Linked DNA regions of Mus musculus: region 2 is linked to region 1. A link is a loop called in an ENCODE intact Hi-C map of the cell type or tissue named here. Cell type or tissue: gastrocnemius. All regions are shown on one strand.

Region 1 (4,000 bases):
GGGCCTAGTCTTCACTCTCCTTTACCTTTAGTTTTAGTGGAAATCACCAGAACAGCCATTCTCTTGGAGTAGAACAGTTGAATACAGCTGCTGCGGCTTCTGGTGGGATAACACTCGTGCCTTTCCTCATACCTTGCTGCTTTACACCAGAATTAGTGTGTTTTAAAATCCTCCCTGCAGCCTGGGCACAGGCCTTTTCCTCTCAAAGGGCCTGACAGGCTAGAGGGGAAGATAACAGCTCCCTGCCACCCCCCTCCACCAAACTCCCCTGAACACTGAAGCGAGGCCCTGAGTAGAAGCCCTGGGCTTATTTTCCAGTGTCTGGTAATCTCGTATCTCTGTACTGCCTTTGTGTCAGCCTCTCTCCAGCACATTGCCTTGTTGTCCTTGAGGGAGGAAGCCAGAGAGCCTCCAGCTTCCTTTGTAACTTCCCAGTTCCTCCGCACATCTGCTCACCCACCCCCAAAGACTTGTTTTAAAGCCCTAACCACAGAATTGAGCCTCTCATTTTCGAATGAGGGTTTGTGCCCATTGCATGGGCAGCTCTGGGTTCGGATACCAGCCATCACATTCTTATTACCTCTACAGCGGTAGCAACTTTTGGGGGTGAGGACCAGCAGAGAGTCACCCCCATAAGCCTTCTCTGGACAAAATCAGTAAGTTAACAAAATACAAGTGCTGTCTCAAAGACATCTTTTCCCCTCAGAAAAATCAGTTCGTCGAGTAGTTAGGAATTCAGATCCTTATGGCCCTTCTCTGACGCTGTGTGACCCTGCGTGGTCAGAGTGGTTCTCAGTTTTCCTTTCTTATCTGCCGAATGGGAACAGAAAATGAGGTGAACTTCACTGCGATGTGAGTACTAAGTGAGATACAGTTTACCACTAATCCATACTAGCTAGTATTAGTAGCCCAAATAGGCAGGTTGCCTCATTCTCAAGGTGTTTCTGCTTTCCAAGCCCCTGCTGGGATTGGGTGGCCAGGGACAGCATCCAACTGCTGGCCCGGCGGGGGTGACCCAGCAGCTGTCCAGGCCTGGACACAGGTGTGGCCCCGACCACAGTGAGGGCGTGGCGAGCCGAGGTTTGGGCAGGCCCGGCGCACACGAGGGCGGGGAGCTGGCCTCGGTCCCGAGCACCGCACAGGGCGTCTGGGCCGTCCCGCCGGGTCGGGCCTCTCGGCTGTGGTCACGGACCAAGCGCGGGGACTAGTCACGCGCCGCGTCACCGGAGCCGTGGGCCCGGGCTGGACCAGGAGGCGGCGGGGGCGCGACGCCACCGGCCCGCCACGCCCAGGCCCTCATCAAGTGACCAGTATCCCTTCCAGGAGAACACGGTCCTTCAAAGAGGGAAGCGCGCTCCAGGCTGCAGCCCCGGCGCCAAGCAGCCGTCATCTCCTTCCTGTGCCGGGTGATCTGTCGCCTCACCCACCCGGAAAAACATAGTCCGCCCCTCTTGTCCTTGTGCCACAGCGCTAGCTGTTGAGAAGGCGCGGCTCTCTCTGACTAGTCCCTCGTCTTGTCCATGACAAACCCTTCAGGACCCACCGAGAGCAGAAATATACCCTAAAAGGAGAGCCCGGGAGAGAAGAAAGAGAGGAAGCCGAGAGGAAGGGAGAGGCGAGGCCCGCGGAGGGACACCAAGACGTCCTCGCAGTGCGCACGCGCGCCGCGAAGAACGAGTTCCGGCCTGGCCGAGGCCTGACTCCTAAAAATAGCCCCGGTGTGGGGATCCGTGCGCGGATGTCCCGGCGAGTCCCGGGCTGAAGGAGGCGGCTCCGGGCGGCGCGGAGTGCTGTGGCGGGCCGGGCCGGGGCTGCGGCGTGTGCGCGCCCGCCGGCAGTAGCGGAGACTCGGTGAGGGGCCGCGGGCGGCGGGGATGTGGCGGCGGCTGGGAAGGGGGTCGGGCCGCGCTGGGAGTGGGGGGCACTACCACGGAGGGGCTGCGAGGCCGAGGAGGGGTGCCCGCGCGGCTCCGGGCGCCGGGGCGAGGCTGGGCGTGGGGCGGCCGGGCCCTCGGGAGAGCGGAGGGGCGCGGCCCCGTGCGGTGGGGGCGGGGTGCCCTGGGGCGAGCCCGGGGGGCTGCGGGCGCGGCGGCGGGGGCCCGCGGGGGGGACTGTCGCGAGCCGCCTCCCTGTGCGCGCCACCTCTGGGGCCCCCAGCCGCGCCGCCCCGCTCCTCCCTGAAAGTTGACGGAGTTCCCAGGGGGCCGCGGAGCCACTCGGTCCATTCCTCCAGCGTCGCGGATCTCGGGGTCTCCCCGCTCCGTAAACCGCCAGTGCGGGGGGCGTCCGGCCCTGTGGTCGCACTTAAAGTTCCCCCACTTCTGCTTCGGGGGGAAGGTTGGTTCACTGGGGCGGGAGGTAGGGGGTCGAACTCTCCCGTGGGGATATCGGCGTTAGGTTGTGTGTCTGGACCTGGCCCGGGCGGTGGCCGGGTTCGAGCACCTGCGGGTGCGGGGAAAAGGTCTTGGGAGTCGGGGCTGCAGAAGGGACCCGCTCCTTGCAATCGGGTAGATCCCGCCTTAGGTCTCAGGGTGAGATGGAAACTTTGCCTTTGGGTTCGATGTCATCTGTTTTTGGGCGGTTGAGGATTAAAGATCAGTGATATTGCAGACAAGTTTGGGAAAGGTGAGCGTTTTCTGAATTAGCATTTCCCCCCTCCCCCTGGAAAAGTGTAACTATCAAATTCTTGCTCACTCGGACCTTAAATAGGTCCCTGAGCTCTGAAGCCCCTGTCATCATGATCCAGAAGGCAACGGAGTGTAGACTGACTACACCGTCGCGCTAACCTGTATGTTTACTGTGAAATTGGGATTCCAGAAATTGAAATTAGAAAGACCTGCTGCGATGTGTTGACAACTATTTTAAAACTAATATTGTATAACAGTTTTCAAGTTTGTAGCGCAGCGCATCGTGTTTCTCTTATGTCTTTCTTGAAACATCCATTACTGTATGACAGTGAGGTTCTGTAAAGCAGTAATTAGGTGTATATTACACAAGAGTACTTTCCCTTTAAGAATCCAGCTGCGTTGTTTTGGCAACTGCTAAGTAGTCTAGTTGTCAGTTTTAAAATCTATGTTACCTTGGCAGTACTTGGACAGTCTGAGGAAAAGGTAAACAAAGTAGTGTGTGTGTGTGTGTGTGTTTTAAAACACACTAAAATGACATTTCTTTTCCTGTGAATTTAGGAAATGAGGATGAAGTAACAATGCTTTTATGACATTTGTATATACACTTTAGTTTTGTTTTTGTGTATTTTTGGAGATCTCTATTTTGTCTTGTAAACGGCAACTTTTAGGGAGACATGTTCCCTTAAAGATGATTTAAATTATAGTAAATGTAATATTATACAAATGGAATGTTTACTGAGACATATCTGTATGTTGTATAAGACAATACAATTAGTATTTGTTGTCCATTAATTGAGTTGGAATTACTTTTACTTTAATTCTTGTTACAAAAGTTGAGAGGATAATGTTAAAATCGTGAAAACACTTTGAAAAGCTTAAACAGGCTATTTGCTTGCTTACAGACTATATATTAATAATTCTTGTTGTAAGAAGGTTTCCTGAGATATTCATGTATTAAAACAGTGTTTGTGAAGAATGGTGATCTCTAAATTCAACTGTACTTACCCATTTCCTTCAGTTCATACTGTTGCTACACATAAGATCATAGTCTTTCATGAAGGTAAAATTGCACTTAACTCATCCTATAAGATTTTAAATTGAAGAGCTAGTGATCAGAGAAAGGGATAGCTTTCTGAGGCTTAAAAATGATTGTAATGTCAGCATGTTGAATTATGCCTTGAGAATAATTTAATTCTCTATATAGTTTTTATGTTTTCACAACAGGTAAATAACAAAGGGCTTTTTGTTTTAGTTTTTATTTTGGTTTTGGTAAATGTAATTGGAAATAAAGTTTTTTAAATGTTGGGTTGTTTCAAATGCTGATTGTTTTTTTTTTTTTTTTCCAGCTTTATAGTGAAGGTGAAGTTTGCTAG
Region 2 (4,000 bases), 110 kb before region 1:
CACCTCAAAGACCTTCATTTCCTACAGTGGTCACCCCATGCTCTGGTTTGAATCTCAAAGGCCCACATGTTAAAAAGGTTTGGTCCTCAGTGTAGCACTTTGGGGAGTCTGTGATACCTTCAGGAAGATGGGAGCCCACCAGAGGTTCTTAGATGCATGGGGGCGTGTCTTGGATGGGGTTGTGGAACCGCAGCCCCTCCCACCCCCTCCTGCTCAGCTTCCTGGTATAAAGAAAACAGTCTGCTCCAGATCCATTTTCTCTATAGCATGTGATCTCACTCAAGGCCCAAAACAGTGGGCCCCACTGCTGTGGATTGAGACCTTTATAACTGGTCCAAATGAGCCATTTCTAAGTTAAATCTCAGATGTGCTGTTACGGTGACAGAAAACGAACTGGAAGAGTCTTGGCTTGGTTCCTCCAGGGTCATGAAAGTGAGGGGGGTCCCTAAAGAGTCTGTACATGAGGTATTCTCACTGGGCACAGTGGGCTCAAGCTGCTGAGCCCCCACTTTGGCCTGGTCCCAGGCCTCTGATATTCCCACTGGAAACAGACATCCATTCTCATAGGTGGTGGGCTCTGGGACCACTACTTCCTAGGAGGTCAGGACTGTGTCTGCACAGGAGAGAGCATGTAGGGAGAGCTAGGCAGACAAGGGATTCCTAGCCACCTCTGCTCAGTCATGAGAGACTCAGATTTCCTTATCTGTGAAATGGGGCTAATGTTAGCAGAGCTTACCTAGAGGGACAATGTGTGGAGGAAGTGATAACATGGCGCTTACTGGCACACAGTAGGGGGTTTGTAAATGTTGGTTTCCTAAGTGGTGGTCCCATGTAAGGGCCAAGAGCCTTCGGTGGGCTCCCCTCTTCCTGAAAGTATCATAGCCTCCCCAAAGTGCCACACTGGGGACCAAACCTTTAACACGTGGGCCTTTGAGATTCAAACCAGAGCATGGGGTGACCACTGTAGGAAATGTGGGTCCTTGATGTGACAGAAGAGTGGACAAAGCTGGATAAGAGAAACCCAATCACGGCGTCTAATGGAAAATAGCTGTCTCCGTTTGCACTGACACACAAATCAGGCCTGCGAGGATATAGGCCAAGGCACTGACCTGAAGTGTCCCAGCCACAACAGTGGGGGACCACACTTGTCTGCTCAGGGCCAGCAGCCAGGACCTACGATCCTCAGAGTCACTGCTACCTACCTGTTCCTGTGAGCTGAGCCACTTGGCCCTCTGGCTCCAGAGGCCACCTGCTCCCAGCTTCAGGAGGTCCGGCCGCCTGACCTTTCCCTCTCGATGTCTGCTGTGTTGTGATCAGGCTTGGCAAGATTCACTGGGAGAGCGGGAGGGGCTGTCCTCAGATCTGACATTGTTTCAGGATCACTTTGCTCGAGCCTCAAGCATCTGATAGAAAGCAGAGACCCTCCCGAGTATCGGATACTCTCCACGGGGCCTTGGGTGGATGGCAGGGGTGGTGTGAAGGGCAGAAGCTCTCCTGGCCCATCTGTGCCCAGAATGCTTCAGCCCTGCCCTCCTGCCAGCAGTGAGCTTGGGTTTTGTAGCTCGGGCCAAATGCCAACTTGGCATGAGGATCTGGGCTCCAGCCTGAGTCTGCCTTAGCCAATTTAGAAGAGATGGTGGTCACTCTTCTTGGGCAGGGACCATGCAACTGATCCCACCCTGGGGCTGGGAAGGAAGTTGCCAGGTCTGGGGTGAATGCTGTAAGCCTTAAGGCTGCCCTCTCAGATCATCCTGACTGGGTTGTGGAAGCGGGGTGCGGGGGTGGGGGTGGGGGGCAGATGCTCAGAACCACTTTCCAGGTCTTCATCTTCACATACCAGGATAGGCTGGGGCATGCGGGCGTCTGCCTGCTCCTCAACCGTGCCCTGTCTCCTGTACATGTGCAGGCCCCACCACAGAACCCCACCAGGCTCAGGGAGCTGGCCGACAGCTCTGGCTCCGTACGTGCATTGGCTTGGGTTACAGCCCAATTTCTGATCCAGGCTGTCTGCTGGGCATTTCAGGTCAAGCACGCCGTCCAGCTACATCTGTGGCTGGCAGAAGGCTATGGCGCTGTTTGTAGGTTCTGCTGGTCCCTTCCTAGTCTCCACTCCCCTGTGAGTGTCCTCAGGGGACGCTGCTCCTCTGCTCTTCTCTGTGGTCTTCCACCTTTGCATTGGTGCAGCCTTTGTGTGGCTCAGCAGAATCTGCTGGCCTGCCCTTGCCAGGCCACAGCCTTGCCTCGTGGTCATCAGCATTGATTAAGCAGTAACTGTATACTCAGAGATACAGAGCACAGAAATAGAGCGGATGCCTGAGCGCAACCTTTGGTCCCAGCACCAGCACGGGAAAAGCACCTGCAGTCAGAGATGTAGTCACTGGATTCTCAATCACTTCCAGATGTGCAGGAGCCAGCCCCATTTCCACATGAGGAAATGGGCTATGGGGGCTCTTGGGATGGCAGCAGAGGTGTGATTATCACCCAGCTGTTTTGAAATCATCTTTTTCATTATCCCACAGCACAGCTGCTACCTCCTCTGCCTCTGCTTCCTCCTCCTCCTCCCCCTCCCCTTCCTCCTCTATCCCTCCTCCCCCCTCTTTCTCCTCCCTCTTCCTCCTCCATCCCTCCTCCTCCCCTTCCTCCTCTTCTTCTTCCCCCTTCTCTTCCTCCTCCATGCCTCCTCCTTTTCAACCTTTTTGCTGTGATTTGGAAACGGGTGAGGCAAGAACTCTCCCGAGCCATCAATGCAGACACCGGTGAACCAAGGTGTGAGCACAGCTGAAGCAGTCCAGGGGCTCTCTCAAGCGAGAGCCCTCAGCAGAAGGTGAAGCCAGAAGGCCCAGGAACATAGCAGAGGCACCAAGAGGCATCCCTGGGGCTGTTCCAAGGGGGACATCTCAGGTGGCCGGATGAGGTGAGAACAGTGCACAGGTTGCATAGAGTCCCATCCTGCAGCAGACTGGCTGGGCTGAGGGTAGAGAACAACATGGAGGCTTACGAGTGTAGTCTAAGTGGGGGGGAGGGTACTCTGACTGGTTTGCCCTGGAAAGAAGATCCCTGAGTACATCCAAAATGGGGTAGTCAGAGGAGATGGTGTAGGAGACTCTCCAGTTGTAGCACCTGCTGCTCCCCACGTAGAAGATGGCATGCACCTAGAAATTGTATTTTAAAACTTGGAGTCACCCCAATGATTCAGTAACGAGCGTGGCACATCGGTCTGCTGATGACAATGCATTCCTCCCAGGTCTCCACGGACTTTTTCCTTTCCAGGGTGGGCTCCATGGCACTGGTGCCCTGGATCAGCAGCCATGCAGAACTCCACAGATCCCCCTCCTGCATGCAGCCACTGGGGACTCCCACCCCTGCCCTCACGGGCTGTTTGGGGTCTCTGTTCCCAGACTTCTCTCTGGTAGAGCTCGGCTGATGATCAGTTTCGAGTTGTGAATACAGTTACCTACAGCCACCTCTCCCCTCTGCGTCCTTGGCTTCTCTGGTTTGAGTCCTTCCTCTCATCCCCTCCTCTTCATACTCAGGCTCCTGTGGAGGGTGGAGGAAGCCATGCGTGTGAGTGCCTGAGTGGGTATGGGCTATTGACATGGGCACTGTCATGGCAAGGACACTAACCTCAGGCCTATGAGAAAATGGCAAAGCCTCCCCTCCCCCACCCCTCCCCCACCCCTCCCCCACCCCTCCCCCAGAGCGAGGCTCAGAAGGATCTCTAAGCTATCCTCTGGTCCATGTGTGGATGCTGATAAGTGCAGAAAATGTCCACCCAAGCATTCTCCCTGCCCTGATATTTACAGCCTAAAGGCTGCTCCCCTTACAGAACCAGCTTCTACTGGATGGATTAAAGCTTTCTTTTTGGCCCAGCTGTACACAATAAACCCTGCCTCCTTGTTCATTCAGTTGGATGCAATAACTCTGCCTATCTGTTCCCTCATTATAATAAACACACTGAGCTTCCAGGATGCAATGGTTTCTCCCACAGAGTCCAAGTGAC

Evidence for each region. Peaks named below come from ENCODE experiments on the same cell type or tissue, not always from the same donor. Only the 100,000 strongest peaks of a DNase experiment are listed, where the experiment ranks them.
Region 2: it touches region 1 in a loop (2.6-fold over the local background); 3 of 42 quality-filtered maps call a loop at or near these places.

The regions. Positions count from the first base shown.
Region 1 is chr7:67,370,564-67,374,563 of GRCm38, reverse strand. Mef2a (myocyte enhancer factor 2A) reads left to right here and starts at 1,706. Exons shown (of 11, transcript NM_001291195.1): 1 at 1,706-1,851. In gastrocnemius, no CTCF peak of the experiment used is centred here; DNase peaks (open chromatin) are centred at 1,373, 1,682 and 2,138; H3K4me3 peaks cover 3,295 bases; H3K27ac peaks cover 3,777 bases.
Region 2 is chr7:67,485,534-67,489,533 of GRCm38, reverse strand. No RefSeq gene overlaps it. Among named protein-coding and RNA genes, the nearest start is that of Gm34079, 33 kb to the left of the region's middle. In gastrocnemius, a CTCF peak has its summit at 2,141; DNase peaks (open chromatin) are centred at 1,565, 1,957, 2,898, 3,400 and 1 more place; H3K4me3 peaks cover 1,434 bases; H3K27ac peaks cover 2,430 bases.